Linked DNA regions of Homo sapiens: region 1 is linked to region 2. Evidence: chromatin loops called from intact Hi-C (ENCODE). Cell type or tissue: CD14-positive monocyte. All regions are shown on one strand. Each heading gives the region's core, and the rest is flanking DNA. Links, peaks and the distances in the headings are about the cores only.

What was found. Peaks named below come from ENCODE experiments on the same cell type or tissue, not always from the same donor. Only the 100,000 strongest peaks of a DNase experiment are listed, where the experiment ranks them.
Region 1: it touches region 2 in a loop (2.2-fold over the local background); 4 of 110 quality-filtered maps call a loop at or near these places.

The regions. Positions count from the first base shown.
Region 1 is chr17:58,941,985-58,947,370 of GRCh38, forward strand. All of the region lies in intron 1 of PPM1E (protein phosphatase, Mg2+/Mn2+ dependent 1E), which reads left to right. Among named protein-coding and RNA genes, the nearest start is that of TRIM37, 160 kb to the right of the region's middle. In CD14-positive monocyte, for the core only: no CTCF peak of the experiment used is centred there; a DNase peak (open chromatin) is centred at 3,127; H3K4me3 peaks cover 367 bases; H3K27ac peaks cover 1,289 bases.
Region 2 is chr17:58,994,582-58,999,967 of GRCh38, forward strand. It overlaps TRIM37 (tripartite motif containing 37), which reads right to left. Exons shown (of 24, transcript NM_015294.6): 24 at 3,621-4,878. The coding sequence ends at 4,796. Among named protein-coding and RNA genes, the nearest start is that of TRIM37, 110 kb to the right of the region's middle. In CD14-positive monocyte, for the core only: no CTCF peak of the experiment used is centred there; a DNase peak (open chromatin) is centred at 2,650; H3K4me3 peaks cover 1,978 bases; H3K27ac peaks cover 4,631 bases.

The sequences.
Region 1 (5,386 bases), core at 76-5,075, 53 kb before region 2:
ACAAGACCGAGACTTCGTCTCAAAAAAAAAAAAAAAAAATGCTGGTCATAATTCATACATTAATTTCATTACCCACTAATGGATCATAAACTGCAATTTGAAAAATACTGATGAATAATAGCTGGGTGCAGTGGCTCACACCTGTAATCCCAGTACTTTGGGAGGCTGAGGCGGGAAGATCGCTTGAGAGTAGGAGTTCGAGACTAGCCTGGGCAACATAGTGAGACTATGTCTCTAAAAAACAAAAAACGGGGCATGGGTCATGGTGGCTTGCACCTGTAGTCGTAGCTCCACAGGAGGCTGAGGTGGGAGGATTGCTTGAGCCCAGGAGTTTGAGGCTGCAGTGAGGTATGACTGCATCACTACACTCCAGTCTGGGCAACACAGCAAGGCTCTGTCTCAAAAAAGAAAAAGAAATATTGATGAATAATAAAATAATTTTCTAATTTTTTTTCCTTGAAGACATAGAATGTAAGCATTGCCATTTTATATGTTCCTGAACCACTCACTTATTTGGACTCATCTAGACCTTGTTATCAAAAATTGCATCAGCTCACAAATCTTGTACACAAGCATCCTGCTCTCAGACGACAACATTCTGCCCTAGATTTTGTGCCCAAGTACTCCCACCTACAATTCTTTAATTACATTTAGACCACACTGATTTACAACTCAAGTCTGTTCTTTAAGATTTGTGGGGGTAGGGGGAGGGATAGCATTGGGAGATATACCTAATGCTAGATGACAAGTTAGTGGGTGCAGCGCATCAGCATGGCACATGTATACATATGTAACTAACCTGCACATTGTGCACATGTACCCTAAAACTTAAAGTATAATAATAAAAAAAAAGAAAAAAAAAAGATTTGAGTATCTTAAAAAGATACTCAATTCTGCCTGATGCAGTGGCTCTCTGTAATCCCAGTTACTCAGGAGGTTGAGGTGGGAGGATCCCTTGAGCCCAGGAGTTCAAGGCTGCAGTGAGCTATGATTGTGCCACTGCACTCCAGCCTGGAAAACAGAGTAACACTCTGTCTCTAAAAACAAGTAAAAATTTTTTTTAAAGATAGCAATCTCTAGCCAAAGATGATTGAATAAAATAAAAAGTGAATTAAAAAAAAAAGATAACAAATCTGCAGGGGGCGGAAATTGCAGTGAGCCAAGATCGTGCCACTGTGCTCCAGCCTGGGTGATAGAGTGAGACCCTATCTCAAAAAATAAAAATTCCAAATCTCCATTTCTCTTCTTCGCTTTATAGTACTACCTTGCAAAACCCCAAATCCTTCTTGTCAGAGACATTTCTCTAAAACTTAAATAAAAAACAAAACAACAAAAAAAACACACAAATAAAACAAAAACCAAAAATGAACCTCGAATAAACCGCCAATCTTGTGACACTTGATGAACTAAATGGTTCTTTCTACCTACGCATGTGCCAACATAGATGAAAAAGTCATGCCATCAGAAAAACTGGTTTCATTTAAAAATTATCTCAAACTTCCCACAGTCTCTTAGCACTGTGTGACAGTCCTACTACTCTCTGATATGACGATTTCATATCTGCTCTGACTTCATCCCTCCTCCTTCCTTTCTACCCTCATGACCTAGTTTGTGATTTAACCTAGTGGCTCTCAAAATGTGGTTCCCAGACCCGCAGCATGAGTTCATATTTAACTTGTTAAATATGAAGATTCACAGGCCTCACATCAGGCTTATTGAGTCAGAAACTCTGTGGATGGGGCCCAGCAATCTGTGTGCTAAGAAGCCCTGCAGGTGATTCTGATGCGTGAGAAAGTTTTGAAAATGAATCTTGCCTCATACTTCATTGAGAAGCCCTTCTTTAGAATGTAAGCTCTAAGAGGGCAGGGGTTTTTTCTTTTTTGTTTATATATACCCTGAGCACTAGAACAGTGCCTGGTACATAGTAGGCCTCAATAAATATTTGTTGTCTCAAATCATTAAATGGGAATACCCGTCGTTTCCTACTAACATCTAAAAACATACCTGCATCTGTACTGATTTTCTTCTTTTTCCAACTAAGGAAATGTGCCTCATCCTACAGTCAGATTCTACACCATTCTAAAACAACAACAGACTTTCCCTTTCCCCTATCCCCTATCAGTTACTGCCCCATATCTCTGTTTCCCCTCTGTGCCAAACCTCCCTGCCCCCTACTCAGTAATTAACCCATTCTAGCCTGATTTTCACTTCCACTATTCAGTAGTTCTTGACAAAGTCAGTAGTTTTTTTATTATCTTTATTGAGATATAATTCGCATAATATAAAATTTACCCATTTAAAGTTTACAACTAACTGATCACAACCAGTCATAGGTTTCTTTGTTCCTTCTCTACTCCCACTGCTTCACATGACTTGCCTTTTTAAAAAAGTGTACAATTCAAGGATTTTAATACAGTCACAGTTGTTCAACCGTCACCCTAAGTTCCAGAAAATTTTCATCACCCCAGAAAGAAACCCCCTACCTATTAGCAGTCACTCCTCATTCCCACCACCCCTCCAGCCCTAAGCTACCACTACTCTCTGCTTCTATAAATTTCCTATTCTGGGCTTTTCATATAATTATTATTATAGAATTATAAATTCTACAATAAGTGGTCTTTGTGACTGGCTTCTGTTGCTATCCATAATGTTTTCAAGGTTCATCCACACTGTAGCATGTATAAGTGCTTCATTCTTTTTTATGGCTAATATTCCAGTGTATGAATATATTGCATTTTATTTATCCATCAAGTGATGGACACTTGGTTGTTTTTACTATTTGGCGATTATAAACAATGCTGCTGTGCACATTAATGTATGAGTTTTTTGTGAATATATGTTTTTATTTCTCATGCATGTATACCTAGGAGTGGAATTGCTGGGCTGGCCATATGGTAACTTTATGTTTAAAATGTTAAGGAAGTGCCAAAGCAGCTGTACCACTTTACATCTCCACTAGGAATGTATGAGAGTTCCATTTATCCATATAGTTGCCAACACCTGTTATTACTAATTGTCTTTTTTGTTATAGCTATTTTATTATAGCTATCCTAGTGGATGTGAAATGGTTTCTCATTGTGGTTTTGATTAGCATTTCCCTAATGACTAATGATGTTAAAAGGGGAAGAAAAAAACCTGTTTTTCTGTACAGTCACACACTTCTTTTTTTTTTTTTTTCGAGACTGAGTCTCACTCTGTCATACAGACTGGAGTGCAGTGGCATGATCTCTGCTTACTGCAACCTCCACCTCCTGGGTTCAAGCGATTCTCCTGCCTCAGCCTCCCGAGTAGCTGGGATTACAGGCATGCCACCACACTCAGCTAACTTATGTATTTTTAGTAGAGACGGGGTTTCATCATGTTGGCCAGGCTGGTCTCGAACTCCTGACCTCAGGTGATCGTCCCGCCTTGGCCTCCCAAAGTGTTGGGATTACAGGCGTGAGCCACCTTGCCCAGCCTCACACACTTCTGACACTAAAAGTGTGTGGGGTTTTCCCACCAACCAATTCTCCATTTCTCCCTGGACATCAATTAGGTGTCTTACAATTTAACTCAATTCTGACACTAATTGCCTGGAGTTACAACAGATCCCACAGGATAACGGGCTCAGTCCTGCAAGATGCCCCACCTCAGATGCCAGTTAAAAGTCTGGACCTCCCAAACTTCTGACCAACTGGTTATAAATCAAGGTTTCCTACAACCTTCTCCGAAGTTAAATAATTTGCTATAATGTCTTACAAAATTCAGGGAAACATTCACTTATGTTTACTGGTTTGTGAAAGGATATTATAAAGGATATAAATGAACAGCCAGATAAAGAGAGATATACAGGGTGAGGTCCTGAAGGGGAAGGGTCTCAAACATAATAGGTTCTGTTGGAGGTGGGGTATGCCACCCTTCTAGCACATAGTTATGTTCATCAAACCAGAAGCTCCCAAAATCCCATCTTTTAAGGATTTGCATGGAGGCTTCATCACGTAGGCATGTTCAAATAATTATTAAGTCAATCTCCCATCTCTCTCCCTTCCCTAGAAAATGGGAATAGGGTTGAATATTCCAGGCCTCTTATTATGGGTTGATCTTTCTGATGCCCAGTTGCCATCCTGAAGCTATCCAGTAGCCCACCAAGAACTGCTTCATAAGACCAAAAGGCACTCATAGACTATACAGGAAATTCCAAGGGATTTAGAAGCTCTATGTCAGAAACCAGGTTCAAAGACTAAATATTAGAAGATGCTTCCAGTACCCCGTCACTCAGGAAATAAAAAGGGTTTTAGGGGCTCTGTGTCAGGAACCAAGGCGGAGGACAAATATTTATTTCCAATTATGTCACAGATGTTGCACATCTTTTCATGTGCTTATTGCCCATTTGTATATCTTCTTTGGAAAAAAGCCTTTGGGTTGTCTTTTTATTATTGAAATATAAGGATTCGTTACATATTTGGGATACCAGTCTCATTAGATATATGATTTGCAATTTTTTGTTTTGTTTTGAGACAGGGTCTCTCTGTCTCTCGGGCTGGAATATAACGATGATTATGGCTCACTGCAGCCTTGGACTCTGGGCTTAAAGCGATCTTCCTGCCTCAGCCTCCCAATTAGCTGGGACTACAGGTGTGCCCACCATACCCAGCTATTTTGTTGTTGTTTGTTTTGAGACAGGGTCTTGTTAAGTTGCCCAGGCTGATCTCAAACTCCTGGCCCCAACCTTACCCCCTTGCAAAGTACCAAAATTACAGACATAAGCCACTATGCCTGGCAGATTTGCAAATATTTTCTACCAGTCTATGGGTTGTCTTTTCACTTTACTGATTTGTGATACAAAAGTTTTAAATTTTGATGTAGTCCAATTTAATATTTTTTTTCTTTTCTGCTTGTGCTTTTGGTGTCAGAGCTAAGAAAACCATTGCCTAATCCAAGGTCATGAAGATTTACTCTTTTAGGAGTTTTCTTTTAGGAGTTTTATGAGTTTTAGCTTTACATTTAGGTCTGTGATGCATTTGGCATTAATTTTTGTATATGGTGTAAGGAAGGGGTCCAACTTGATTATTTTGCATGTGGATATCCAATTTTTCCAGCACCATTTGACCATTTTGTTAAACAGAAAGTTATTTTCCTTTTTCCTGTTTTTTTTTTTTTTTTTTTTTTTTTTTTAGACAGTCTTGCTCTGTTGCCCAGGCTTGAGTGTGATCTGCCCACCTCGGTCTCCCAAAGTGTTGGGATTACAAGTGTGAGCCACACTCCTGGCCTTTTTTTTTTTTTTTTTTTTTTTGAGACAGTCTTGCTTTATCACCCAGGCTGGAGTGCAGTGACGTGATCTCAGCTCACTGCAACCTCTGCCTCTTGGGTTCAGGCGATTCTCATGCCTCAGCCACCCAAGTAGCTG
Region 2 (5,386 bases), core at 83-5,082:
AAACCCAAAACAAAGTATCCAGGAGGATGTGCACAGGTTATATGCAAACACTATACCGTTTTATATAGGGGACTTGAGCATCTGTGGACTTTGGTATCCACAGGGAGTCTTGGAACCAATCCCTCACAGATGCTAAGGAACAGCTGTCTATATACATTTTCTTTCTTTCTTTTTTTTTTTTTTTGAGACAGAGTTTCGCTCTTGTTGCCCAGGCTGGAGTGCAAATGGCACGATCTCGGCTCACTGCAACCTCCGCCTCACGGGTTTAAGCGATTCTCCTGCCTCAGCCTCCTGAGTAGCTGGGATTACAGGCATGCGCCATCACAGCCAGCTAATTTTGTATTTTTAGTACAGATGGGGTTTCTCCATGTTGGTCAGGTTGGTCTCGAACTCCCGACCTCAGGTGATCCACCTGCCTCAGCCTCCCAAAGTACTGGGATTACAGGCATGAGCCACTGTGCCCGGCCATACATTTTCTTTTTTTTGAGACAGTGTCTCACTCTGTCACGCAGGCTGAAGTGCAGTAGCACGATTTTGGCTCACTGCAACCTCTACCTCCCAAGCTCAAGTGATCCTCCCACCTCAGCCTCCCAAGTAGCCGGGACCACAGGTGTGCACCACCACACCCAGCCAATTTACATTTTCTATCTATCCATTGAGTGGGACTAGAAGCAGTGACAGTCTAATAATAATAAATATGTGGCATCCAAATCTTTGTTTCTAGATAGCATTCTCCAATAAAAAGAACCATGGTTCCTTAGGAAGTGGTTAATTCCATGGCTGGGGTAGGCATCTTGTGATGTCAGAAAGCAAAGAAATGCTTAAAAAAAAAAAAAAAGAAGAATGAGACATATGAAAAGGGCACAGGAGCCAATCTGGAAGAGTTTCCAATGGCTAAAATTAGAACAAGCCAAGCTACAAAATATTAACAGTATTGAGTCATAACTCAAAAATAAATATCCATCATATATAGATATATAAAGTAGCTGATATAAATAAGTAGCTGAAATTACAAAAATGGGGAAGAAGGGACTTTTCCTCACAGCATTCTAACAAAAAACATAGAAGAAATTAGTGAATTAGAAAAGTACCATTAAAACATTACAGTAATAATTCCCATAGGCAAGATCGACTACTAGGTGCTAAAATTCGTAAGCAAGAGTTTTGGCTGGGCGCAGTGGCACATGCCTCTATCGCAGCACTTTTGGAGGCTGAGACGGGAGGGTCACTTGAACCCAAGAACTCAAGAACTCCATCTCTATAAAAAATACAAAAATTATCCCAGTGTGACTGCGCATGCCTGTAGTCCCAGCTACTTAGGAGGCTGAAGTGGGAGGATCGCTTAAGCCCAGGGGGTTGAGGCTGTATGAGCCAACATCGCACCACTACAGCATGGGTAACAAAGCCAGACCCTGTCTTCCAAAAAAAAATAATAATAATAATTAATAGAAACAAGGTATCTGCATAGTTTCAAAGTATCTGCCCCAAATATTTAGTAATTACAAAGGGGGAAAACGTAAATCTATAGTAGGAAATCCTCACAGACACCATCTTAACCAAGTAATCTCAAGGTTAAGTTCACCAATAAAAAAGTATCAACATCAGGGCTGGGCGGGCACAGTGGCTCATGCTTCTAATCCAGCACTTTGGGAGGCCGAGGCGGGTGGATCACTTGATGTCAGAGTTCGAGACCAGCCTAGCCAACATGGTGAAACCCCATCTCTACTAAAATACAAAAATTAGCCGGGCGTGGTGGTGCATGCCTGTAATCCCAGCTATTTGGGAGGCTGAAGCAGGAGAATGGCTTGAATCAGGGAGGCAGAGGTTGCAGTCAGCTGAGATCATGCCACTGCACTCCAGCCTGGCCGACAGAGTGAGAACCTGTCTCAAAAAAAAAAAAAAAAAAATCAGTATCAGGCCAGCATCGCACCTGCAATCTAGCCTGCAATCAACCTACCACTTTGGGAGGCTGAGGCAGGGGGATCACTTTGAGCTCAGGAGTTGGAGGCCAGCCTGGAGTGAAACCCCATCTCCACAAAAAATAGAAAAATTAGCCAGGTGTGTTGGTGGACACCTACTCAGGAGGCTTAGGTGGGAGGATCACTTGAGCCTGGGAAGCAGAGGCTGCAGTGAGCCAAGCTGGTGCCACTGCATTCTAGCCTGAGCAACAGAGTGAGACTCCATCAAAAAAAAAAAAAAAGTATATATATATGTGTGTGTGTGTGTGTGTGTGTGTGTGTATGTATGTATATATATGTATATTTATATATCAACATCATATCCCCCCTGATGTGATGCACTAAGGGCCTTCCCAATAATGCATAACCTCAATTTAATATAGGAAAGCATCTGTCAAACCCAAATAAGAAGAACATTTAATAAAATAACACATCCTCTTCAAAAATATCAAGGTCATGAAAGCAAGGAAAGGCGGAAGAGCTGTCATATACTGAAGGATCCTGAGGAAACATGGTAACAAAATACAATGTGGGATCCTAGACCGGATCCTAGAACAGAAAAAGAACATTTGTGAAATAACTGGTGCGATCTGAACAAATTCTGTAGTTTGGTAAACAATATTGCAACCAGGATTAACTTCTTAGTTTTGATCACTGTTCTGTGATTATGTAAGGCATTAACAAAAGGAGAAGCTGGGCAGAGGGTATACGGAAACTCTTGCACAATTTTTTCAACTCTTTTGCAAACCTGAAATTATCTCAAAATTAAAAGCTAAAAAAAAAGAATAATCTTTAGGTTTTAAATTATTAGGTATCAGAATGTTGGGTCTGCTGCAAGTGAGATAAAGTGGAAAAGGCACTAGACCAGCAGTTCACCCCATCCCTGCCAGTGGTTTTGAACCTGAAGAGAATCATACAACCTCCCTGAACCTAAGGCTCCATGGCCAAACAGGTTTGATACACAACTCATCTACCTCAAAGGTTACTTAAAGATCAATGACACAAGTAGTTAAAGTTGTCCAGAAAGGACACGTTCACAGACAACACAAGCATTAATGTATCTCTAGCCCTAAGAAAACTCTATTCAGGAGAGATTTTCCAGGAATGAACTTGAGATAAAATACTAAATACAGAAGCAAGGTAACAGCAGACTGTTCTTCAGCAAAAAAGGAAAGGTTACAAAAATAAAAATAAAAAAACATGCTGAGGGCTCTATCAGGGTACAGAAAGAGCAAGAAAGTAGGACAAGCAGAGAGTGGAGCAACTGGTTCTTCTCCTGTGCCTCTTCCTTCCCTCTCTGCTACCTAAAATTTAGCATAGCAGACTACATCAAGGAAGAGGGAAAACAGCGGTGTTCCCGACATCACCAAGGAACTCAGAGCAGCTTTAGTATATAAGGTGGCTTGGAAACGAGGGGGAAACTACTTTCCTGTCCTAAAAGCAAACAGGTCTGAACTAAAAGCTATCATCTCTGAAGAAATCTTTTGGCCTTTCAGGTTTATTCTAATTTTAGAATGACTGGGATCGATGCTAGGCATCACTCCTCGCCATTAGACTAAACACAAACTAATCAAATGTTTGGATCTTCTCTACACTACTAATGAGGCAATGAGTAGAAAAGAAGGGGTTTCTGGTCCCAATTTAATAAACAGCAGAGGCATATTTTCTCAAGTTGATTTTATTAACAAAAAGTGCAAACTATTTTGAACAAAAGTAAACTATGAGTCACAGCATTCAGCAAGACATCAGACACGGAAGAGTGAACAATATTCACTAAGTAAAATACAGCAGATGAGATGTCTCTCACATGTATATTTAATTATTCATGCTTTTTCAATAGTCTCTTAGTCAACTTTCAGTGTAATTTCCACAAATATATAGCAGCTCAAACACAAATGCAGGAGCACAATGGCAAAGTTTGGCAACTGTTTTGGGCTAATTATGAGTATGAAAGAAAACCTTATATCACAGTTTCACGTTCATGTAAGCCACTGTGCAACATGAATGAATCTTTAAATGTGTTGACACTGAAATCAATGTACAACTAATGAAAATAAAGAAGAAAAGGGGGCTTTAAAATATTTGTTGCACTACAGTCGTATAGTAAGAGGCAGAAAAAAATGAAAGAATTTTAAATAATCTTACACGTGTCTACAGGGCCAGGAACGTAATGAATCCATGTTAACTTAATTTCATTTAAAATTACATTTGTAGAAGTCACACAACAGAAAGATACCATGCGGTTGAACAGTGTGCCTGTACTTGAACAAGTGAGAGAAGATACATACTCCAAAAAGGAGATTCAGTCTAGTGTTACTTCAGTTATTCACATAGTGTCTACAGGGCAGAATCTCTTCCAAAGCAATTTTCTGTTCACTAATCTACAGGCACTAATGGAACTGTAATTAAAACCCCAAATATAAAGATGATTATTTAAACACAACTAAGCTCTAGCCAAAGACAGTAGAGCACCAATGCCGGGCGGGTTACTGACGGCATGCAGGGCCTGGAGGTACATTTTCTGGCAGTTAACCAGCCTTCTGCTGTAGTAGACAAACTGCCTTTTGTGAATGTACAAATTTGCTAAATTAATAGAGAACTACATTGTTATTTCCTTACATTACAAAGAACTCTTCCCATACTGTTTTTCCCATGTACTACTGCTGTCTTAGACTAAACTGTGCCACCTTCCAACAGTTTCCAAATTACTATTTCAGGTCGAGATAATGAAGAAATAAGACCAAATCTGATTATCTGACTGATGACAAATTTGAGCACCAACTACAGCAAAATTCAGGGTCAAGGTAGCTTGCAAGTCAGTTCTCTTGATTTGGCAATTACCTTCCACTATTTTCATCTGTATTGAAGCTGAGATCTTCAGGGCCTATTTGTTCACCATCAGGAAAACTGGAATGTGTATCTATGATTAAAAAATAAATAAAAAATTTAAAATTTAAAAGCATATAACAAGGGCAGTATTTTCCTTCCCAAGTCTTTAAATAATCTTACCAAATGTGTTATTTAAGTGATAAAGATGTGCTGGGTTGTGAACAAATCTCTGTCTTCAGAGAATTTGTGATCTGAGTCAGGTATAAGCAAACACAAAGGAAAAATAAAGGAGAAAAAAACAAAATGTGTAATAGACACCCACAATTAAAAGATGACAGGAATTGTCTCATTTTGTCCTCCTGGGGACAATCTGGGGACAGCTTAAAAAGGGAACAAGAAGCAATGGTGTATATTCTCAAGATTCAAGACCTTATAAACATAAAACATATTTCAAAGCCAATTAAACTACGCATTCAAGTATCACTACAAAAACCCACCAGCACTCCAAATAACTTGCACAAAATTTGGATGCTTATTTTAGAAGCAGAGGAAGTTACTAAAGATGCCTTAATACTTACAAATCATCAAATGCTTGGTTC